2 separate regions of the Homo sapiens genome follow, and region 2 is linked to region 1. The links are chromatin loops, found by intact Hi-C in ENCODE. Cell type or tissue: B cell. All regions are shown on one strand. Each heading gives the region's core, and the rest is flanking DNA. Links, peaks and the distances in the headings are about the cores only. Region 1 overlaps SLC2A13 (solute carrier family 2 member 13). Region 2 overlaps CNTN1 (contactin 1).

Region 1 (12,875 bases), core at 1,704-9,703:
ACTCATGGTTCTCAAAAATGTTCTGTGAAAAATATTTTAATTTTACTTTCTGAAACAGCTTATCAGGGTTTCTGTTCATTTCACAAGAATTACTGAAAACACAGGTGGCATCATTTATGTAATAATTCTGTAGATTTTTCTGTCTTAAGCTTAATAATGGTCCTGTGGATATTCAGATTTCAAGAGTAGTTTTTTTTTGGGGGGGTGGTGTAGTATGTTTTCAAATTATAAGTTCTTTATTCTTACATGGAATCATGGCTGTAGCTGCATAACCATGCAGGTGACATTTGTGGCAGCAAAGAGGAATAATATAATTTAAAGTTTTATTACTGTTAAAGAGCAAAGTTTGAAGAGCAATCATGTGACTTTTCTGATTTTATCTGTTAGCAGTTTTTTTGAAAACTAATAAAAGAGCATTATTCTTTTTTTGAATATTTACGATGTGTCATGTACTGTGCGTGGCACTTCACATGGTATTATTATATCTTTTAATGCTACAACAATCCAGTGTGAAATCGTTATTATTATCATCATTATTATATTATACTCTTTTAGAGATGAGAAAAACCTCAAGTAAACTGCATAGATCTCCTTGGCTACTAAGTGGCTAAATTCAGAATTCCAACCCATCTGCCTTTATATTTTGCTGGACAACAGCAAAACGTCTGCTTTCGTGGATATACATGCTGATGAAGGAACACAGACAATAAAGGAATATATAACACACCAAGAAGCAATGAGTGTGATGGGGAAAGATCAAGTGCAGTGGAGGAGGGAGAGTGTTGGAAGCCTGGGGTTAGAAAGGTGAGTCATGGCCCTTTTGATGAGGTGCCCTCTGAGACTGGAGGAAGTGGTAGTACATTTCCAGAAAGGAAACCCAGACATACATTTGCCTTTAGTTTTATTCAAAAGGAAAATTTGTGCTGAGAAGCTCTACCTGCCAAGTGAATTAGTAAGCTACTCAGGTAAACTGGCCAGAGACCTAATTATTAACAGGATCTTGATGTCAGAGGCTTGTTCTGATAAGGAATTCCATTAGGTTCAGCAGTATTTTACAACAAAACTATGTTGAACAACTTTTAGAAAGGTGCTTTTTCAACATCAGAATCACCTCTGTTATTAAGAAAAAAGAAAGGCCACGAATATAAATTGCATAGGTCTCCTTGGCTACTAAGTGGCCAATTCAGAATTCAAACCCATGTTGAATTCCTTGGAATTTTTTTTTTTTCTTCTTAAATGGGCCAGTGAAGGTTATTGTTCTGATAGTCTTAAGTACTCAGATAAGAATAAATTATAGTTATTAACTAGTCATATATAATGTGAGAAATAGACCCTTTAAAAATTCTTTCACATACTTCATTACTTGTAAAATTATACCAGCAGGAATAGAGACGTACCTACAAGATGTATATTTAATTTAGTCTTGGAGTTTTTACATATTACTTAATTCAGCGGTCTTAGAAAATTATTTTTCCCAAAGTGTAGTCATTTGCATAAAACATTTGTTTTCTATAATAATCTCAAATAAAAATTGGCTGGATCTAATATAGCATTACGATAGAAATCTTATTTTGAATATGAAGGTGATAATTCAAGAATATCTTTTGGCTGGCGTGGTGGCTCACGCCTGTAATCCCAGTACTTCGGCAGGCTGAGGTGGATGGATCACTGAGCTTGGGAGTTTAAGACCAGCCTGACCAACATAAAGAAACCCCGTCTTGACTAAAAATACAAAAAAATCAGCTGGGCATGGTGGCATATGCCTGTAATCCCAGCTGCTTGGGAGGCTGAGGCAGGAGAATTGCTTGAACCTGGGAGGTGGAGGTTGCAGTGAGCCGAGATCATGCCATGGCACTCCAGCCTGGGCAACAAGAGTAAAACTCTGTCTCAAAAAAAAGAAAAAAAAATGAATATCTTTTATAATCTGGACTAGTCCAACACTTAATTTTGAAGTATTCAAGTGGAATCTTTTTATGGAATTCTTAGGTGAATTTTCTCTCAATTTGGGGTCTCAGTGTACCAATCTGCTATGAGTTGGAAAACCTTCCTCTTTTACAAAAGGGATAGTTTCCTTCTGAGGTAAATCAGTGGAAGCTAGAGATCTCCACAAATGTTAGAGTTTTGTACTTTGTACTTAATTGACTTAATTAGCATACAGTTGTACATTAGTTGGGTGAGTTTTGTTTACCTCTGGGCCAGAAATACATATTCATCCATTATTTGACACATGTTTCTGGGGCTTTTACTACTTGCGCATTATTATACTAAAAGTAATGTGGTGTACAAAGTTTTTATAAACAAAGGCTTTTGTCTCCAGGAACTTTTATAATGTACTAGATAAGATCAGGTACTCAAATAAGGAAGCAAGAAGTTGATGCTATATAATGTTTGAGTATAGATATGTTCCAAATACAAATAACATATACATATATATGAAGGCATTTCCTCCTTATTTCTCTTGAAATTATGTGGCTTCGTTTTAGTATGAGTCTCATCAGTTACACAATTGGGCAAGTGATTCAACTTTTCCCCCCAAGTATTTAGTCTCTTCCTCTGTAAAATCAGGTGCTGAAGGTTGTTCCACATCCTGGTGAGAAGTGAATGGGATGAGGGAAATACAGTGCCTGCGTAGGGCCGCACACGTAAGAGCTCATTAAAAGTGGATTTCTCATCTTTTGTACATTAGTGAAATAAGCTCCAAAGGAAATTGTAATGATTTTCATTATACAAAATATATATAGTGTCTGAGTGGCTTACCATTGTAGATTTAGATAGTGGTTCTTGTGTCATATAGTGGGCTCAGCTTTTCAGAAAGACAGATTTGAGTTGTCCAAGGCTATGTGCCGTTGGGTGTTACTTAATATCTAGAAACTAATTGCCTGGGTTTAAATTGCAGCTGTGCAACTTTAGGCAACTTAGTTGACCTCTCTGTGCTTGTTTCCTCTTCTGTAGCATGGAGATAGTTGTAATACCTGTCTCAGATAATTATATTTTAAAGATTGGATGATTTAATATGTAAGGCTGTGAGAACAGTGCCTGGCACATTATAAGCTCTGTAAAAGTATTCATTCAATAATATTTTTAGACATGAAAAGAGGGTGGTAACAAGATCCCCTGCTCTTAAGAGCATAATCCATCCCTTTCTCACTGTATTGTAAATTTTTGACCTCACTTAGCCTTTGTAGAAAATAGTTTATATTACTCAGGTTTTTTTTTTTTAAATCATTTTGTAAGACCACTTGATGATTTGACTATACCCTTTTTGCACTTGGTTTTGGAAGCCATCCTCTGCATGTATCTTTTGACTATAGAAACTAAAAACATTTTTACTGTAGCTGCTACTGCATATTCCTTTACTGTCTCCTTATGTCTGAAGATCATATAAATGTCTTTAGCAGGATTTTTCTTACCAACTCACTTGAACTTAGAAACTGAAAGCACAGAGTTAGAAGTGGCATCTCCTGTCAAACATTCCCTAGCGAAAATTTCTTACAGCATTGTCATTCAGTCCCGGAGGCCTGCTATCTCTGAGTGCTGGAGTGTGATTTCCTGTGTCACTTTCCTTTCTGGGACCATAAAATTGGATTCCAGACATTTGTTGGGAAGTTTGCGATATGCTGTTTTGAACATTACTGAACCAATATAATAACCCACTACTTGTGTTTTGGAAGCAGTGTTATCTGTGACAGTTATTGCTTTGCTGATTTACATTTGGAAGAATGTTGAAAAAGAAAAAGGCAGAGCAGTAAAAGGTAGAAGCATGTATGTCCTGGTGATCTTTAGCAGGTAAGACCAGACTGATGATATTAAGCTAGAATTTAGGTTCATCATGGTCACATCCATGCGATAGAAAAATATCACATCACATCTTTAAGCAACACACATTCTGACCTTCTGTAATAAATTGTATATCTCCCTTGATCTTTCTGGAAACACTTCCAGTTTCTACACCTGGAGTGAAGACGCTTGCCAAATGACAAGAATAAATTAGAGAATTAATCCAGTGCCAAAGATAATTTTTGAGAAAAGAGTATCTGTTTCCAAATGGCAAAAGAACATCATTAATATCTTCTCTAGCATTCAAAGACAGGAGACAGATGCTACTAATAAAATATAATAAACTCCTCATGGTTGTTTCCAATAAAACACAAATGATTTTGTAGTTCTATAATTGGAACTGTCAATCTAATTTAGTAGGTTTCTGTTGATAAATTTGATTTCAAAAAGTTGAGATGAGAAACTAATTCACTATTATGTACAATATTTCTTGCTAAGTATAAGGAATATTAGCAAAAACTGTAGTAAAAATTAGGAAGTTGAACTATTAATACCTCTTGGCTTATTGAGATGCAGCAGATCTTTATGTGACTGTCAGTTTAGTGGAAAGAGTGACAGGAATCCCAGGTTGTAACTCCTGCTCTGCCTATCACTAGGTGGCTATTGCAGGGCTGGCTTCATGGACACGCGACCTCTGCAGCTGCCCAGAGCCCTGCACTCAGAAGGGTCCTGCCCTTGGTTTAATCCTCTTCTGTCACTGTCTTCAGAGTTGTAATTTTTGAGCACGGGACTCACATTTTCATTTTGCCCTCAGCCCTACAAATTAGGCAACCACAACTGGCTGTTCACAGCTTACTTCTCTGAATTTCAGAGAAGGCAACCAAAAGATTCTGGAGCTAGGCATCGGGTATACATGGACATAAAGATGGGAACAGTAGACGCCGAGGACTACTAGAGGGAGGAGACGGGGAGGGAGGAAGGAAAGGGTTGAAAAACGACCTATTGGGTCCTGTGCTCACTATTTGGGTGACAGGATCATTTATGCATGTTTATGATGTTAAGGATCAAACCTTAGCATCACACAATATATCTGTGTAACAAACCTGCACATGTATCCCCTGAATCTAAAATAAAACTTGAAGGAAAAGATTCTTGATAGATCTAAGAGTATGAAATTCTGTGAGTCCCAACAAAGGGAAGGACCCAAGAAAGTTTATTAGAAACTGAAAGCTCCTGATCCACCCTCACTTGTTCTCAGTCAGGAGGAATTTTGCCCCCTAGTGGGCATTTAGCAATGTCTGGAGGCATTTTTGATTGTCACAGCTCAGGGAATGTGATGTTGACATCTAGTGGGTAGTAGGATGTTTAATGCTACAAATACACAGAACAGCCCCTGCAACATAGAACTTTTTGGCCCAAAAAGTCAACACTCAACACAGGTGATGTTGATAAACCCTGCCTACCGTTATTATTTGTGTCTCCAACTCTTGGTACCGGGCGTGGGAGGTTACTCAAAAGTTAGTTGAGCCTCTGGCTGTAGCCTGGATCGTAGGTTGTTGTATTTTTTACCACATGAAGACTGAAGAACGAAGCTGGTGAGTAGGAAGTGTAACTTAACATTTGCACGAGATACACTACACAGATGCTCTTCTTAGGGCCTCTACATCTCACACTTACCAAACCAACTGGTGGGCCCCAGACTCTTAAAACCTCTAAAACACAACACACTCACAGCTGGCAGATGACTTTCCAGGACGCCCTGGCACTTGTGATGCGGTCTGTTGGGCTGTTTACCAAGTCATTTAGGTTTGTTTCTAAATCTGTTTATGCCATTGTGCTGGTTGCTGTAATTAGGCAGTAGAATCAACTATTACAGAAATTTAAAGAAAGAAAAATATAAAAAAAGGAGAGCAATTTCAGTGAAAACCTAAGTTGAATGTTTTGGAAAGATTCAATAAAGATGTCATTAAAGAAAACTGCTCTCAAAGTGTGGGCAAGATGGTTTTAAAAGGTTTGTGAAAAAATCATTAAAATTAGATGGATTCTATATTGAATTTGCTTAACTGTCTTAAGTTTTCAGTATTATTTATGGAGATTGTAGACAATACATTTTTTTCTGTGGTTTTTGCAAGAAAAACAATGCTTTAGTCAGCTGATCCAGGCTCAGAAAAAAAAAGCCTTACCTACATCACAAGATGGAAGAATGAATGGCATTTATATATTTTAGGGTGATAAAATTATTTATAAATGTAACCTCAGCTGACTTTCCCTAATAATCAATATTTCAGACAACAGGGCGTCTATTACCTTTATTTTCCAGTGGGAAAAATATCAAATATTCTACTTTTCTCACTTGCAGATCCAAACAACTCTCAGCTCAGTGATGTCTCTGAATAATGTTCCTTATTTAACACTACCTTATATGTTAAGAAGATATTCATTTGATTTCTGACTCCACAAACACCATCATAAGATCTGTCTCTTGCCAGATTCAATACTGAAATGTTTAAGAACTGTGCTTCCTTTTCAGTGCATATGTTTTCTTGAGTTGCCATGTGCCTGTATAGATTAGCGGCATCTGGGATTTTTACCACGTCACATTCTTTTAGAATTGAAGAAGTATAAATATTACCAGAATTGTAGTCAAATAATTTCAAGTTTTTTATAGAAAATATGACAAATAACCTAATGTATAAGGAAACAAAAGTTTCTGCAATTCCATCACTGTTTCTAATAGAAAATTATGAATGAGACATTAATTGTCAGTCTGCCTCTTCTTCAGATGGCTTTTGACTTAGTATTATTTTGTTTTAGGACCCATGTCTCTACATTGGACTTTAGAGCAGAGTTCTGGCCTCTTATCTTGAGCTTGTTAAAAGAAACTGTCGCCAGGCATGATGGCTCATGCCTGTAATCCTAGCACTTTTGGGGAGGCCAAAGCTCGAGGATTGCTTGAGCTCAGGAGTTCAAGACCAGCCTGGGCAACATAGTGAGACCTTGTCTCTGTAAAAGTTTTTTAAAAAATTGGCTGGGTGTGGTGGCACATGCCTGAAGCCCCAGATACTCGGGTGGCTGAAGTGGGACAATTGCTTGAGCCCAGGGAGTCAAGGCTGTAGTGAGCCATGACCATTGCCACTGTACTCCAGCCTAGGTGACAGAATAAGACCCAGTCTCAAAAAACAAAAACAAACAAACAAAAAAACCTTAATGTTCTATTTCCTATTAATAGTCACAATATTATAGATATTATCTAACAGTTTAAAGCCATAAACATTCTATTTGGCTAGTAAAATGTTTTCATCATTTATGATCAAAGATTTCAGGCATTTTTCTTCTTTAATTAGTTTAAGTTAACAATAAATAAATTCAGCCTCCCTTTGGAGGGTTAGAACAGGACAGATAAAGCTAAATTCCTCTTTGCCCATCACATCGATCCCACGCATTTTATACCTCTCTGCTCCACTGCTGGCCATAACAGATTTGGGGAATATTCTTCCAGACACACACACACAAACACACCTAGAGAATTTTTATGGTAATAGTATCATAATGCATGTATTATTAAGTTACTTGTTTGCTTTCTTTCAAGTTGAGTTGATTTGAGTCAGATCTTATATAAATCTAGTCCATCCCTTTAAACTTCTCTGTGATATTCCAGATATGGAATGTCACATTCTGTTTATGTGTTCTTTTATTAATAGGCATTACATTTGGGGGTATCATAAACAGTGCTGTAATGAACATCCTTGTATATGTTTTCTTGAGCACATGTATGTGTGTTTCTCTAGGGTAGATATCTAGAAGTAGAATTGTGCACAACCATTTATCTCATGGTGTTATAGTGTTATTTTAGTTCATTTGTTTCCATGGTAATTTCTTTCTAAGCTTCAAAGTATATTGGCTGGAAGTCATCGAATCACAACCTTTTAGAAATCAAAGCTCAGGTATCATCTTACAATATGAAGGATTAGTTTAATTGTTTCTCCATATTCTTTTTTTTTTTTTTTGGAGTGACGCAGTCTCGCTCTGTCGCCCAGGCTGGAGTGTAGTGGTGAAACCTCTGCTCACAGCGAGCTCCGCCTCCTGGGTTCAAGCCATTCTCCCACCTCAGCCTCTCGAGTAGCTGGGACTACAGGTGCCCACCACCATGTCTGGCTAATGTTGTTTTTGTATTTTCAGTAGAGACGGGGTTTCATCATGTTAGCCAGGATGGTCTCGATCTGTTGACTTCATGATCCGCCTGCCTTGGCCTTCCAAAGTGCTGGGATTACAGGCATGAGCCACTGTGCCCAGCCAATTGTTTCTCCATACTCTTAACATTTGGTATCTTGACCCTGGAGCTTCCTGTCATCACCACCACCCTGCTGCTTTTTATGCCTTAGTAAAATCTTTTTGGCTTCTCTGTTCTACTTTTATTAACAGAATTTCAGATAAGAGAATGTTGTTATAAGGAATCATTTTAGCAGGTGTGTTACTATATTTAGTCTAAAATTTTAAAAAATCTGGATAGGTTTTTTAAAAAAAATCCTTAAATGTTTTGAGATGCTGATTAGTTCAGAATTATACATATGTTGGTTTAAACTAGTTGAATCTTTTGATGCTGTTTAATTACCTCAGACTCTACCTCAGAAGTAGAAAGTGCTTATATTTTAAATCTGGGTTTTCCCGTAAAACCCATTGTATATTATAAAAGTAATATAGATAAGGCGTTTTTCCATGTATGGAATCTTTAAGGCTGGTAAACGATATCTTCCTTCTTTGAATAGTGTTTCTTCCTTTGAATAATTATGCTACCACTCATATTTAATGGCTTCTATGTGTGAGGTATTGTGCCATATTTTTTTCTTTTAATTCTTACAGCAAGCCAAATAACTAAAATGTGAACTATTATCATTTTATAGTTGTAAAAATTGATAGAGAAGTTAACAATCTTGCCCAAGTTTACCCTGTTAGGAAATAGAAGAACTAAGAATTCAAAACAAAGCTTATCTTATTAGAACAGTATACACTCTTCAATGTACTATATAAGGATACCCTTTTCCATCATCATTTAAAAACTATGTGAGTCTAGTTCTGGGATTATGCTTAATTTTAAAATAGTAATGACCTTTTTTTAAAAAAAAGTTTTAAAGTTGTTTTCAGCAGCAATTGTAAATAAAATAGTTTGGTGGACAGTCAATTAATTTTGTGTGGCTTTTTTTTGGATAGCAAAAAAGAACTTATGAAGTTTTAGAATATTTATACTATTCTTGAACTATTTACTGATTCTTCTTTCATATACTTACTAGACCGTGTGCTTAAAATTTTGAATCTTTAAAAGTAATGCAAGTTTTTTATAGAAAATATGACAAATAACCTAATGTATAAGGAAACAAAAGTTTCTGCAATTCCATCACTGTTTCTAATAGAAAATTATGAATGAGTTCCCTTCTCGCAGCATCTATGTGCCCACTTCACATTGGGCACTTCTCTCAGCCACAGAGCAAAGGTGGGAGGGGCTCATTAGTTTCAAGAAATTCTTATACTGGGTCAACTTTAGTAAGAAAGAAAGAAACGAAAGTTGAACACACATGACTGTTAGCTAATTAAAAGATGTGGCTCATCTTCTTTATAAATAAATAAACTGATTAGTGACCCATTGCTGGAAACTGGAAGAATCAGAAGTAAGTGTGCATCTGCTAGCATTACAAATACTCAAATGGGAATTTCTTTATATTATTAATGATTAAATTTATGAAGGAATTAAAAATATGATCTTGGCAGCAGAGAGTATGAATTTGTTATGTGTATTTGAGATCTGTCTAGCCGACACTGTAGACATGGGTTTATTCTTGTAAACCACTTTTTCTCCAGAGAGACTTGAGTGAACAGGTGGGATTGCTTCCATTGATAGGAGGATAAGGGAAGTGAGTACAATGTTTATATCTAACTGTACTTGCTTCCTGCACTTCTGATATGGAGACCTTCACCTAAATCTTTACTACTGTTATTGTCTTAATACCTCTTTTTCTTTGCTTAGACTATTAGAAAGAAATTTTACCTGACTCTTAGAATTTATTCATTATTTTGTTACTATATTTTCATTTTAACATAATTTTCTTACTAATAAGCTTACATTTAATGAACATAAACTATGTGCCAGTTATGGTGGCAAATGCTTTACATGCTTTGTTTTGTTTAATCCTTACCACATCTCTTTGATAGAGATTCATATTATTGACTGTTTTCTGGAGGAGAAGTGGAGGCTAAGGAAAGAAAAATAAAATTAACCAAAATGTTACAGCTGATAGAAGACAGAGGCAAATCTCTTGCCCAGATATACCTGAGATACAAAGTCAAGTATTCTTGCCACTCTGTTACAGCTTATACATTTCAAAATTTCTTTTTGGAAAAAAATAATATTGTATTCTTATGTTTTCCCAGTGAGCTCCTGTAAACATTTAGGTTTCATTTTAATCCTGCGTTATTAATTTCAATTTTGTATTTTGCCTAAGTATTAGCTGACTGTATGGGGTTATTAATTTATACTCATATGGTGGGAAGTTGAGTATGTTTAGACTTAAAACATTCATGTACTGTTTTTCTTTTTCAAATTTTAACCCTGTTTGATTGAAATTATTAAATCATCTAGAAATGTGATTCTCAACCTTGGCTGATCATTGGAAGAAGCAAAAACTGTGAAATCAGATTCTCTGAGGTAGGGCCTTACGTTGGAAGCTTCTTAATTATACACATATGCAGCCAAGGTTGAGAACCACGGACTTAAAATAGCCTTTGGTATCCACGGGGGCTTGATTCCAGGATACCCCTCAGATACCAAAATCTGTGATTGCTCAAGTCTCTGATATAAAATCGTATAGCCTTTTGGTGGCACACTGCCACTTAGTGGATTTTAGAGCAGTGGTTCCTAATTAGCATGCATCTGAATCAGTGGCAAGAGACCCTATTAAAACATAGATTACTGGGCTTCATGCACAGAACCCTGAATCAGTAGGTCTAACGGGAGGCCTAAGAATTTGCATTTCTAGCAAGTTTCAGGTGATGCCAGTGCTGCTTTTTTGGACTGCCCTTTGAGAACCACTTCAGATTTAGGTATCACTCTTTGAGAACCACTGATTTAGGATCTTACTTTCTGAGTTGGTCTCTTAAACTTCCTTTTAGTTTAAGTGATCACCATACTCCACTACCCACCAGATACACACCCACATACCCTTTGTAAGCTATCATTAAGCATTACTAGGAGCCTCCAGATGCCTGCACTAATACTAAAGGGTAGTTGTACCTCTGGATGAGGGATTTGTTGTGGCTCACCTGGGGACACTTCAAATGAACTTCATTCTTCCCTTCCTCTATTCTGTGAAGTATAAAGTACACAGATTAGTTTAGAGGTCTCTTCATACTGTAGCTACAGGCCCCTTTTTCTTTAACTCTTCAATAATTTTGAAAAATCTCAAAAGTTTAATGTTTTCACCCCTAATTTCTCTTGCTAATTTGTTTCTAGCAAAAATGTGTCTTTGTCAGCAGTGCTGGTAAGTGATTACAGATAAGGTAGGGTTAGGCAGTACCGATGACCCTCCAACAACATGGGTTTGAACTTACAGGTGGATTTTCTTCCCCCGCCACCTCTGACACAGCAAGACCAACCCCTCCTCTGCCTCCTCTTCCTCATCCTACTCAGTGTGAAGACAATAAGGATAAAGACCTGTACGATAATCCCTCTTCTACTCATTGAATAGAAAATATATTTTTCTCTCTTATGATTTTCTTAAAAACTTTTTCTTTTTTCTAGCTTACTTTATTGTAAGAATACAGTATATAGTACATATGACTTAAAAATATATATTAATCAACTGTTTGTGTTATTGATAAGGCTCCCAGTTAACAGTGGGCTATTCGTAGTTAAGCTTTTGGGGAGCCAAAAGTGTTTAAGGTGCCATCTTGAAAACCAGAGGCTAGTAACATGATCTTCGACATTTTAGCCTCTAGAACTGTGAAAAAAAAAAAAAAATCTGTCCTTTACTCATTGCCCAGTCTGTGCTACAGTCATTTTTTGGTATCCATGGGGGCTTGATTCCAGGATACGCCTCAGATACCAAAATCTGTGATTGCTCAAGTCTCTGATATAAAATGGTACAGTGGCCGGGTATGGTGGCTCATGCCTGTAACACCAGCACTTTGGGAGGCTGAGGTGGGTGGATCACCTGAGGTCAGGAGTTTGAGACCAGCCTGTCTAACATGGTGAAATCCTGTCTCTACTAAAAATACAAAATTATCCAGGCATGGTGGCACATTCCTGTAATCGCAGCTACTTGGGAGGTTGAGGCAGGGGAATTGCTTGAAGCCAGGACATGGAGGTTGCAGTGAGCTGAGATTGCACCATTGCACTCCAGCCTGGGCAACAAGAGTGAAACTCCATCTCAAATAAAATAAAATAAAATTGTATAGTATTTGCATATAACCTATGTACATCTTCCCATATACTTGAAATAATCTCTGGATTACTTATAAAACCGAATACAGTGTAAATGTTATGCAAATAGTTGTTATACTATCTTTTTTTAAATTTGTATTTTGTATTTTTATTTTTTGTGTTTTTTGGGAGGAATTTTTTGTTTTGTTTTGTTTTTGAGATGGAGTTTTGCTCTCATTGCCCAGGCTGGAGTGCAATGGCGCACTCTCGGCTCACTGCAACCTCTGCCTCCTGGGTTCTAGCGATTCTCCTTCCTCAGCCTCCCAAGTAGCTGAGATTACCGGCGCCCGTCACCACGCCCAGCTAATTTAAACTTTCTGTGCTTCGGTGTCCTCATCTACAGAAAGGGAATAATACTCCCATTTTGTAGAATTTTTGTGTGTGGTATTATATGAGAGAATGAGAAAAAATGTCTGGTACTTTGTAATAAATTAAAAATTCAATACATTTCTAAATGTATTGAAAAAAAAAACCCACGATGATACCTCTTGAGTGTTTCTTCTCCTTGGAGATGACTTGCTTTTTTATAGAACAGGGGTTAAGGCATATTAGGGGCCTGGCATGTCATTAGTCCCTTCAGTAATACACGTTGATAGGGAACCAACAGATTTAGCTACCCCACGATATA
Region 2 (12,875 bases), core at 3,198-11,197, 910 kb before region 1:
TCAAGACAGGCAGTGAATATGATTATATTCTTTTGGTTTTCAACATTGATTTTTTCAAATTATAGAAGCAGCAGCATATGTTTATTATTGAAGAAACAGAATACAGATAAAAAGAGGCAGAAAATTAGACTACCATAATTAGCCTCTAACTCAGAATTACGGTTAACATATATTTCTAGGCACTTATATCTGTGAATAATTGAATTCTTTTCATTTGTTTTCTTCTTGCTGATTTAGGGTCACAGGATAATTAGTATAGGAAAATATTTAGGGAGCTGCTTAAATTTCTTAAATGAGGGCTCCTGGGATAAGTAAAGAAGTATCACATTCAGAAAGGAGTATTAAGTAGTCTTTCATCCAAGCTGATATGTATAGTACATTTAAAAGAAGACTTTGATCTTTTCTGATTCTGAATTAATATTTCCTATTCTCAGTTGAAATGTAAATCCAAATTTTGTAAGGATTTCTGTTAAAAATTAAATCCCCACTCCCCCTGCCCCACCACCAAAGCCAAAAATGTCAAGAAATTTTGTATTTCCTTACAGAGAAAGGACTTTTGTAACTATAGAATGTATGAAAGATACTGCCCACAAAATGCATTTAGAGTAATCTGAATCCTCAGTGGTTATGTGAATACAGAGACCTGAATTTTAATTCTCAGTATGACTTTTTTATCAGGCCAGTTAGTCACTCTATTACTCAGTTTCTCTAAAATGTAAGACATTTTCCTGTGCCCCACTCATAAGAGATGTGTGAAAAGGAATGAAAGAAGTGATGGTACTTGATCCTTATAAGGGATAAATGCTAAATCCGAGAAGTTATTGTCGTGATGTTGTATGAACATAAGTCTTGGACTATAGAACAACTGGTCTAACTGACTGAATGCCCGATGTAGATTCTCTAATTTACTTATTTTGCAAAATCTAAGTACCTTCCAAGTGCTGCTAAACAAGATAGATGTGGCCTTTGGATTTGTGGGACTTGCAATATAATTAATCTAAATTTATTTAACAAATCTTACTTATTTTTAAAGCCATTCACTTGGACAAAACAATAATTGCAATTTGTTAGAATCTGTCAGCAATCGTTACAACAAAGGTAGGAATGGCTCTTGCCATTTTTAAATGGGGGATCCAAGGCCTAATAGGGTGAAGTGACTTGCCTGAGGTCATACAGCAAACGGGAGGCAGAACTGATGTTCTCACCTCTTTCCCCACCCACCATCACCAAAATAAGCTGTACCAACACCAGAGCAATAGCCACGCTGACTCTCCGACTTACGGATGAGATGTGACTTTGTCAATCAAGAGCTAAGCCCTGATCTAGTTCTTTCAAGGACTCAACAGACCATCTTCTTTGTGTCTTTCCTAGCCCCACACAGATGATAAAATCAATCATCTTTGCAAAAGCTATCTGTTTTCCTCGGATTATAGACTGGATTAAACAATAAATAACCATAAAATTATTTTTTCAGTAAGTGCCAGCACATACTTAAGAAATGTTGCTTTTATCGGTAGATATATGACACTTCTTGCTTTTGCCCCAGAAGTCTAGGTAAGCACATTGCAGTCCCATAGTTTTGAAAACAACTTATTGAATGATGAATCATAAATTGATATTCCATCACCCCCGACATCTACACACATATAGAACTGCCACCTTGATTTCCGTTTGGAAGCTTAACAGATGCTTCACATTTAACATGTCCACATCTATTCCTTCAGCTGAAGTAATGGCAACTTCATTCTTTTAGGATCTCACAGCAAAAACTTTTATGCCACCCTCAACTCTTGTATTTATCTTATATACCACATAAAGTCAACAAGCAAATCCTATTGGCTTTTCCTTCAAAATATATCTAGAATTTAACCAAAGTATACCTAGATTTCTATATAGAATTTAGTATATTCTATTTTATCTAGAATATGCTTGGATTTATCTTCCCACCTCCACTGCCACCACTCTGGCCCATCATATGCTACCTAAACTATTGCAATACCTCCAAACAGATCTCTTGTTTCCACCTTTGTCCTCCCCAGGTCCTTTCTTAAAACAGTAACCAGAGTCACCTTTCTATAACTTAAGTCATGTCATGTGTCTCCTCTGCTCAAAGCCCACCAATGTAAATCGCATTCAAAGTAAAAGCCAAAGTATTAATAATTGTTATGGATCATAAGGTCCTCCATAATGCAGCTCTTGTACCTCTCTTATTTCATTTCTTACTACCCTCTGCCTTATTCACTCTATGACAGCCACCCTGGCTTCCTTGGTCTTCCATAGTCTGACCTCAGCATCTTCCTGGCATGCTCTTCTCTCGGATACTCATATTGTTAGCTCCTTTACTTCCTTCAGGTGTTTATTCCAACTTTCCTTCTAGTGATGCTCCTCCTGAGTTCAGTCATTCCCCTCAATACTTACTCTCCCCACTTCCCTGCATTATATCTATCTATCTATCTATCTATCTATCTATCTATCTATCTATCTATCTATCCTTATTTAGCAATATCTAACATGGCATGTCTTTTAGCCATTTATCTTATTAATGTCTGACTCTCCCCGTGGAAGACCTCTGAAGGCTGGTAGCTTTTCCTGTTTTGCTCCACTGAGGCATTTCTGTGGCATACATTGTGCCTGCTGTATAACAAATACTCATAAGAGATTTTCTGAGTCAATGAGTGATGCAGTGAAGTCCATCCAGTATTGAATATGGTCAAATGTAGTCACTGGATAGTTTTGGTCATTACTTTGTGGGAAACACTATGAAAATGGTAGGTTTTTAAAATATGTATATATACATATATATATATATATATATATACACACACACACATACATATATATATATATATATATATATATATAATTTCAATAGTTCCTTAAGAAAAAGGTTTTTCTCATTGAAAGGGTGTTAGAAAATTTTGAATTTTATATGTACCTCCTGTATTTATCAAGCAATCATCTTTCTCCTATTGTGGAGAAAATCACAAATATTTGATATGTAAACAACCACAACTCTCTCTCTCTATATATATATATGTGTATATATATATATACACGTATATATATATATACATGTATATATACGTATATACGTATATATACGTGTATATATATACACACACACACACACACAATTTCATGTGGAATATATAACATAATTTTGTGTGAAATATATGTGTGTGTATATGTACATACACACACATCAGATTGATGTATCCCACACAAAATCCTGTATGGAGTTTAAAAGCCTGTTACGTTTCATTCTCTATGGAGATGTTTAAAGTCAAATTTAAGGCATAATATTAGAACTAAAAGAATAGAAACATGATTTTTAAATTGTGAAAACAGGTATTTATATATTGTTTCAAAGAGATATTTGATAAATAAATGAAAATTGGTGAAAGTATATGAGGAATTCATCTTTTAATTAGCACTTTGGTGGCTTTTGTCTTAGCCATATAAAATTACAGAAAACATAGATTCAAAATTGAATTTCATAACAGATGACACTTAATTTAGCCCCATTTATAAAGTAGATGATTATTCTTGCTGATTGGTATTCCTAAGGAGATTAATAATTTATTATGTCTTTATCCCTTCTAGGGTTTAGTTACATACAGTTCACAGTATTTCATAGATACTAACTTGTTAAGAAAATGATTGATTATACATCCTTTCTTGGTACTGTTCTATTTCAGGAATATTTTCTAGAAAATCTAACAGAATTTCCCTATGGAATAGGAACTTTAATGATGACATAATACTATATATATATATATATGTTTATAAACTAAAATGATTAGAGATCCTTGGGACTAGAGCCAGGTGACTGAGCCAAGAAAGAAAGTGTCCACAACAATTAGTGACACATTACAAGGTATGCAAATATTCAGTCTCATTTAATTAATAATAAGCCATGATTATTAATAATGTAGCATTATTACTAAGAAAATGGAAACTTGTCCATTTTGTTTCATAGATGCTAATAGTCAGAGAGGAATTAAGTTTACCTGGAAAATGGTATGGGGGGTCACAGAGAAGCACCATTCCTTTCCCTTCTTTTACTCTGACCTCAGGACGTTCCTCAGGTGGGAAAGGATCAAGATCTAATTACGAAAGAAAAAAAGAGAAACATTCACTCTCTGGTCAATAGAAAGAGAGACATTCATCAATTTTACCTTTCAGCAAATAACTCATTCGTGAGATACAGCACTTCTCAGTGGTTTGGTGAAGCCTAGTAAAGTCAGCTCCTCGTTCTTACATTGCTGAGATTTTGTATAGACTATTAAAAAGTTCTGTTATGAGCTCAAAGTCTATGGATATTGGGAGCAGCCTGCATAAGAATTCTGACAACCCTGAAAATCACAAATATCCTGAAGACTTTTGTTTCAGACTTAGGGAGAATCTCAGTCAGGGTATCTGGAAATACAATGAAATCAGACAAACCAGGGACCTACCAAAGAAAGTAAGTAAGAAGGAATGACTTAGAGGAATGGACTCATTTGAAGGGTATTTCTCTTCCTGAGGGAGGGCTTGGATATCGGGAAGGAATAAGGGTGAAAGGCAGGACCCTCATTAGGGAACGTGAAAGTAACCAATCTCTTGCTCCTTCTCAAATTCTGGGTTTGTTTCAGTTCTAATTTTCTTTACTCTTTTCTATGTATTTGGAACTTACATTTCACTTGATTCCTTGATATTCTTCCAGTTCTTCATTTGTTTTACTGATACTCATTCTATTTTTTTCTGCCTCTCTTCCTGTTCCTAACCTGTGATCGGCACCCAAATTATAACATTGAATTGTTACTTTTCTCAGTATAAAGTGTATACCTCTGAAAATTCATCTATGCTAAGTGTTACTTTTTTGCAGAGGACTTTTCAAATCTACTTCTCTAGGCCTGGTGTCTTACTTGAATGCCATCCCTATCCTCAATAGCTTACTTGACATTTCAACTTGGATAACTCAATATCAAAATAACCTCTGCATGTGAAGCAACCATTTAAATGCTTCCTGCCATCCTTGAAATTGGTTTTTCTTGCTCCCATCCCATTATTAATGAGAACAGAATGTTTCTACCCTCTGACTAGACATAACTTGGAAAAAAAATGTACAGTCTTCTTTCCTTTTGTGCAATGCAACCTGTTAATTCTTTCCTTATGGTTAATGTATATTATTTACATTTCCACTCTCACCACACTAATTTAATCTTACTTCTCTTCCTGGACCTTTCTCATTCCCTCCTGATAAACCCTACCATGAAGGACTTCTTAAAACATTGTTTTCATCCTATAATTCATTTTGCAAAAGATTTAAGTGCTGACAAATCACATACTGGAGATCACCTGGTCCAACTCATCTCCCAATGTAAAATTTTCTTTCAAAACAACCTCTAATTTTTAGCTTAGCACAGTTTTTCATTATTAGCCCTAATTAAAAGAAATGTTTCATGTAATTTAAATTTAAAATAAATTAACTAAAATATAATTAAATTTATTCCTACTATTAGAAGTTAAATATTAGGGAATACAATATTGTCATATTGGGTTGATCTTTGAAGAGTCACAGACATTATGTTGCAATATGTGACATTTTCTTCCCCCAAAAGACAATTTTCACCCCCTTAGGGGTGATAGTGCCCCTTTGATAATACATGGCTTGTTGCTTCCATTGATGTCTTTTTTTTTTTTTTTTTTTTAAGGCAGAGTCTTGCTCTGTCATCAGGCTGGAATGCAGTGGCACAATCTCGGCTTACTGCAACCTCCGCCTCCCAGGTTCCATCAATTCTCCTGCCTCAGCCTCCCGAGTAGCTGGGATTACAGGCATGCACCACAACGCCCAGCTAATTTTTGTATTTTAAGTAGAGACAGGGTTTCACCATGTTGGCCAGGATGGTCTCGATCTCCTGACCTCATGATCCACCAGCCTCAGCCTCCCAAAGTGCTGGGATTACAGGTGTGAGCCACCGCGCCCAGCCTGATGCTAACTTTTAAAGAGTCATTCAAGATCCTCAGACGCTGGCCTTCCTTTATTTGACAACATCATCTTTCACTGTTTCAAGTGCATTCATAGTATGCCTTGTGGTGCTTTGTTGTCTCCATTACACAATTAGGGTCCACTCATCTTGTAAGATCCACCTCATCTATGATGCCTTCCTCTCACTATCCTTTCCTGATTGTTCTTCTTGCTGAACTCACCTAAACACGCTTGCCCTTTTTTAAAAGTTACAGTTTACTTACATCCAAAGCTCAGGGTTGCTTCAGTGCTTCTGACCATCCCGTAGTTATTAGATGCTAAACAGTAGTATATTCCAGCATCTTTCTGTTTGTCAGGGTTGTTGATAACAAGGTTTCCTCCTACCATACTGTATCGATCACTTGTGAGATCAACGTCCCCATTATTCATTCTCCATCTATGAGAAAAAGACACAAAGGTCATATCACAGGTCATGAGACCTAGAAACTCTACGGAGCTAACACAGTTCTAAAATAATTTGGGTACGGCTCCATGTGAAGTCAGACAATTAAGAATATGATTCAGGTGGTATTTCTTTGTACTCTATGATTCTGAGTCTCTAGGACCATAATTTGTAATTTAGCTCAAGTACAGACAAGGAAACATCAAAGTACATGACGTATTTTGTCTTTTTTTTGTGAGGTATCTCAAGTGACAAATATTTTGTTGAGTTTTTCTCCATAAATTGATTTCTTGGGATGTAATTGATAGCCATCTATGCACCAGTTAGATTCATACATATGCAGATATACTGTATAAAGTATTAAAAGCATTGTTCTACCATAAATAAAATACAAAATATCAATATCTGACTCTAAATTTCAAAGTAATTTTTCAATAAAACAAACTAATTGACAGTGGGTTCTGCTCAATAAGTGACATATTCTGACCACTAGAGGTCAGTCACACAATTTGAAAATGATAAAAGTCAGTTGGGTTTTTAAAAATTTATTCCGAGCCACAAATATACAAGTAAATCTGGATTTTCCTCAGCCTAGAGTTAGTGGTCACTTATGTCTTTTCTCATTACTCTAAGATTACTTTTAATAAAGTGAAAAAGAGGAACAATTCTTTTTCTCCCCAACCACATAATATCATAACAATATAAGACATGCTGCAGATAATCAGAGCATTAACTGATAGGGATAGTGTTATAAATAGACTGGAAACAGGGATCTAACTTTCTGATGTGATGATGAAAAGAATGCATGTAGAAAATAGTTCTCAACTAAGAGAACCAACTGTATAATTTTATAATCATTCTTTATCAGGGTTTATCCTTTAAAGTTCCATGTCCTCAGGAAAGTCATAAGCCTAGAGCTGTGGTCAAATCGCTCAAGTAGTAGTGGCTCGTGGCCACATCGCTCATTTCCTGGCCACTTCTAATTAGAGTAATAATCATGCCCAAAAGTCCTAATGACTTTAGAATATCTGTTGTCAAATCAAAGTTACTGGAACATTATTAGTTACAATTTTCGCAGTATAGGAGATAATTTAAAAGCAAGTATAGAAAACTGTGATTTTGCATTTTTAAAACTTACTAAATTACAATCCAATGAATAAAGCCTTCCTCTTCCCCCAGGTGATGGCAATATTGTCCCTGCCTGAACCATCTAGTGTTAAGTTGCTTAGCTCTTGTCAAGACAGTGGGTTTCTTTGTTGGGCAGCTCCAATTTTTGTAATTTCTCCCTCATTATATTGGTTCCAAATATTTGTTTATTATCTTACCTTCCTCCACATGGATCTGATTGTGCTTGTGACATCATATAAGGATTACCTTTTTCTGTCTTTGAAGAAGTTCACTGGTCTAGTTTCAGAAACATAGACTATTGCTACAATCCCTTTTAATACTTTTTTATTGTAATGCTTGTTTCTTTGGGGATGGGGGCAAGATAATGAAAGCCTCAAGGCTTATAAGTCAGAAGTAAAGTACCCTGTTGTACCTCTCAGGATGTTGCTATGAATAGCACGTTGTCCCAGAACATGCTACAAATATATAACTACTATATGAATGAAAAATTGGATGATTACCAAGGTTAGTATAATTTGTCCTGAAATTATGTACATTTTAAAAACTTTAAATGTTCTTTTCCATCAAACTATTTCCATCATGAGCTGATTTTTTTTCTGTTCTTTCCCCCCACTTTTTTTTTTCCTGTCAAATGCAGACTGTCTTCATAACAAGATTAAACATCTATCTGTCTTCTCCAGTTCTGTCTATTAGTGTATGGATAACCAGGCCAAACTCAAAGTGGGAATTTCAGTGCTGGGTGCAACCTGAGAGAGGCAGTTGGTGACTTACTGGCAAAGCAAAGCTTTGCTTTTTATTGTGCCTGTGGGGTGGGGGCATGGGGGCAGCAAGGAGAAGCATAGCCTTTTCCATGTTTCTAGAATGTTATCTGAGAGCAGCCCTTTCTTTTGGTTGCCTCTGTTCTAGCCTAGAGACTGATTTGCTAAGGTCCCTTGTGTGACTGTTAACAACAGAGTGTCACAGCATAAGTGTCACTGAAAGAGTTTTTGGGATTCTATCAATCTATCCAGATAGATAAATAATGAAAAAATTGCATACCTCATTGGAAGTCATAAAAACTGTGTTTCAGTCTTGGATCTGTGATTTACTAGTTCTTGAGCAAGCAAATTTACTTATTCAGGATTCAGCTTCCTCTCCTGTAAAATTTTCTTGGATTGGATCTCCTCTACAGATCCTATTAGTTCTACTATTCCATGTCAATGACAAATAGGCTCTCATTATATATGGCTTAAGGGTGGAAATAAGTCTAGCCCATCAAATATTTTGAGAACAAATGTGTTATTTATAATTTATAAAATACCTACTTATATCATATTTCCATGTATGAAATTGAAACGATAAAAATAATTTCAATGGGATGGTGATTTTGTATCTAAATTCACAATTTTATCTTAAGAATAATTTTGTGATTATAGCCAAAGGCAGGAAAAAACTGAGTACTGTTAGAATCAAATGGGTGGAAAGGGATATTCTCTTTTGTAAGAACTTTTTATAATAATAGAAAGTTACTTTTGTATCAAGGAAAAAATATTAAAATTAACTTTGTTGAGTGACAACTTTCAATTAAGTCAGGTGACATTAACACACTAGAGCCCCCAATTTCTCCATCAGTCACTTGTTTTGTCTTCATGGAACCATTGCACAGGTGAAATTTAAATCCACTGGCATTTGGTTGATTTTTGCATCTCATTCTTTGCATCAGATGAGAAACTGTTAGTATACTTTTATGACCCATCTGAAGCAGGAAAACTCATTGTTGCTTTTTATAAAGTTGTTTTAGATAGCATACATATGTAACCCAGAAAAATAGTAAGAGGTATGTTTATATAGATTTTCCTATAGGTAGAGACATTTAAGAAATTTGCTGTGTTGGGTGGAATATAGATATGAGACTGTTGAAAAATATGGTGCTTTCTACAGTTATTTGTGCAAGATCTTTAAATGTACTTAATATAAAAATTTATCCATATCTGTAGGTATGAGTTATGCAGGCCAGTACATAACAAAAACATTTTATCCTCAAATCTGTATATTTAAATTATGCATAATTTTATGTAACCATTCATGGGCCTAAAAACATGATTTCCATTATACAATTTATAAGTGGATAATGTCAAATGCCAGTAACATTATCTGTGCAAAAAATAGTAAGAGAATTATTTGCATATATTTAAGAAAATCTGCTATTTGAGCATTAGGCAACTTTTTTAATAGTTTGTATGCCAATATTTTTGTTAATGTCCATGGAATTTGCAGAAAGCACTATATTACATCTGTACAAGTTCATAGATGCTGATCTGTGATCATTACTCTGACACTCCACTCTGAAAAGAGAAGCGAGGTACATTACTTGTAAACCGGGAAAGGGCTGGCTCGTGCCCTACAGTTGAGTGAGACTTTTCCTTCCAGTGATTCCTCTGGATAAATGGTATTGATTGGCTGCTCTTCAAAAATTGGTCCAAATCCTTTGTCTTCCTCAGAAACTACAAGAAATATGAAATTGTTTTACATTGTACTGCTTTATAAGTCAAAGAAAATTTGAGAACATTGAAAAAAAATTACTTGAAAAAAATCAGAAACAGAATCTCCATTTTAATTCAAAACAAAGATATTTGCCTCCATAATACTGAGCCAAACATCAGGTTCTTCATTTAAAATTATTTTCTGTGCATCTCCTGTCATTTTTCCAAATGTACCATGTGTTGCCAAACTTAACTACTTTCCACTTCCCCAAACAAGCTGTGCTTTCATGCCCCTGAGCCTCCGCATATGCTTTCGGTTTTCCTAGAATCATCATTCTACTTTTCTTGTCCTATCAAAATTTGCATGATCCTTTGGTGACCTAGCCATAGTTAGTTCCAACAGGAAGCCAAAACCTCTCATCTCTCCTGGCTTTTATTGGTCCTCTTTTGAGTTCCTGTAGCTCCCCATAAAGGTTATGGTACTTAATACACTTGCTATGATTCTTGGTACAACTTTCTGTTCTGCTAGATTGCAAATGCTTGAGAACAGGTGGCTACGTCTTTCATCTGTGTACATCATTCTCCTGGGTTGTCTGGAAAACAAAAGGAGCCTAATGATTTTTGAACAAGAGTCTGAATGCAAAGGAGAGCTTCTTGATGTTGAGAAAATCAGTCTCTTTTCTGAGCCAGTTTTTGTTGATTTTTTTCTAAACATGTGACTAGCGTTGGCACTCAGCACCATCTAGAACAATCAATCAATAAATTACACGGATATTGGATCTGAACAACTGGTTTAAAATTTATCACAAACAGCCGTGTTGAGAAGCAGTTATTCCTCATGGTCTATTCTCCCTGGCAGGGAAGAGTGACACTTCATAGCAGGATGAGGAGAAGAAAATCATTCACATGCCACCACTGCGGCAGCATTTAGAGAGCACAGTGCAAAGCCATATGCCTCAAATGAATTAATAATCATCTGTGTGGCTAGAAAGAACGAATATTCTTACAGGTCACTGGAATGTCTCTGCCCAATCTAAGCGATGGTTCACTCCTCCAGTTGTTTTTTAAGAGAGAGGTAAAGACAATGGCACACAAATATTTTGTCTTCTCTGACACTAAACTTGAAGATGAGAGTGCTGTTCGAGCTTCCTTTTGAACAAATAGTTTCATTATGTCATTTAAATCTTGTTTCAGTAACATTATCAGTGTGCCTTTGGACAAATTATTTAATCTCTCCAAAGCTCAATATCACTCTTTATAAAATGGGGATAATAAAATCTACCTGAAAAGGTTATTATCAGAATTATTTTGAGACAATTCATGAAAGATGGCAATGTACCTAGCTTATAATCAGCAATGAATAAATGCTAATTTTAAAAACACTCTCATGAATTTGCCAATCTCTTCAAAATTTTGTTTATGTTTCTTATGTATATAAGCTATTCAACTAATCATGAAGCTTCTAAAAACCAAAAGCCAAGTTTTCACTCCTTTGGCTCTGGTGCTGTTAGCACTGTGTTGTTTGGGACACTCAGTACATTTTTATTGTACATATAGATGGTTACTAAAATCCTCAAGTTAGTTCTGCCCCCCCCCCCGCCCCCACCACTGGTATGAAGAATTAATTTATTTAATAAAAAAGTTAACCCAAAATGTTTCAAAGGGAGCTGCCTCATTCTTGGTTGAAATTTGCTGAAACTTTTATTCAATAGTTTATAGACCTCAGACATATTCCATAACCACCATCCTATTTCAGATAGGAAATAGCTGGATCAGAATCAGAAGAATGAGAGGAACTGAGACTTAGCTCCTGCCATGAACTTTTCTAGTTATTGTCTTAGGCAAGCAATTTGTTTTACAGGGCTCGTACATTCAGAAAAGAAAGGAACATGAGCATATGTCCTAAGGACTCCATGTGCCTACCACAATTATTATTAAGATTACAAATATGAGGTAGTCACAGAGATGCTCTCTGCTAATAATTTTGAAAGTTGTGTTGTAGGTTGTCTCTAGTTCCATATCCTTCTTGAGGCTGTAAAAGCCATAAATGAATATAATGTTTTCTGCTTCACTTCTAATACTTTTACTGAAGATGCCTGATATTTTCTGGCTCTTCAGGTTGTAACAGCACAGCAGGGAAAAAATGAGAAATGAATCCTGAATCCTGATTACTGAAGACTTTCATTTTTTATGGAAGGTCTGGATTTTCTGATTTCTGAAAGAAATGACCTTGTGCTTATCTCTGATAAAAATCATACGCTATTTTTCTTCTCAGTTGGACAATTTCATAAGCTATTCCTTGAGTCTCTCCCAATTGCACAGGGTTTCTGACTGGAGCAATTTAGTTCACCTGCCATTTTGAAGATCTTGTTGTTTCTTCTCAATGCATATAAAAATGCTTAAAAAGACAAGTAGAGAAATCAATATATCTAGATTCTCTTCTTGAAGGTAAGATAATTTCTATTCCCACTATAATCCTTGATAAATAATGACTTTAGTGTGAATTATTTTAAAACAATTTATTTTAAGTCTAAGTTCATAAATATTTAGAAAACTAAAAATAAATATTGCTTAGGGGAGTGTAAAGTTCATAAAGATCTTCTAAGTACTTCGATATTTATGCGACAAGCCTAGTGATGATGTAAATGTTATTACCAATGGAGAAGGCTATACATGTAAGGAGATTTAAGGAGAAATGAATTTGTGTTGCAAGTATGCATACACTTTAAACATAAGGCCACTAATCTGCACTGGATTGGATCTTGAGTTTCCACTTCTTACAACAGTGGTAGCATAGAAATTTCAGATGGTCATGTTGGGAGCAACAATTTGATACACTATAGGTGTTAGCTGTCCTTGATCTGACTTTGGG

The links. Peaks named below come from ENCODE experiments on the same cell type or tissue, not always from the same donor. Only the 100,000 strongest peaks of a DNase experiment are listed, where the experiment ranks them.
Region 2: it touches region 1 in a loop (31-fold over the local background); 2 of 110 quality-filtered maps call a loop at or near these places.

The regions. Positions count from the first base shown.
Region 1 is chr12:40,003,523-40,016,397 of GRCh38, reverse strand. All of the region lies in intron 3 of SLC2A13 (solute carrier family 2 member 13), which reads left to right. Among named protein-coding and RNA genes, the nearest start is that of SLC2A13, 96 kb to the left of the region's middle. RefSeq lists a silencer at 4,973-5,092. In B cell, for the core only: CTCF peaks have their summits at 4,859 and 5,059 (motif pointing left); a DNase peak (open chromatin) is centred at 5,047; H3K4me3 peaks cover 616 bases; H3K27ac peaks cover 477 bases.
Region 2 is chr12:40,915,788-40,928,662 of GRCh38, reverse strand. It overlaps CNTN1 (contactin 1), which reads right to left. Exons shown (of 24, transcript NM_001843.4): 4 at 9,892-10,024; 5 at 6,235-6,407; 6 at 4,011-4,106. Among named protein-coding and RNA genes, the nearest start is that of CNTN1, 230 kb to the right of the region's middle. In B cell, for the core only: CTCF peaks have their summits at 6,693 and 6,896 (motif pointing right); no DNase peak of the experiment used is centred there.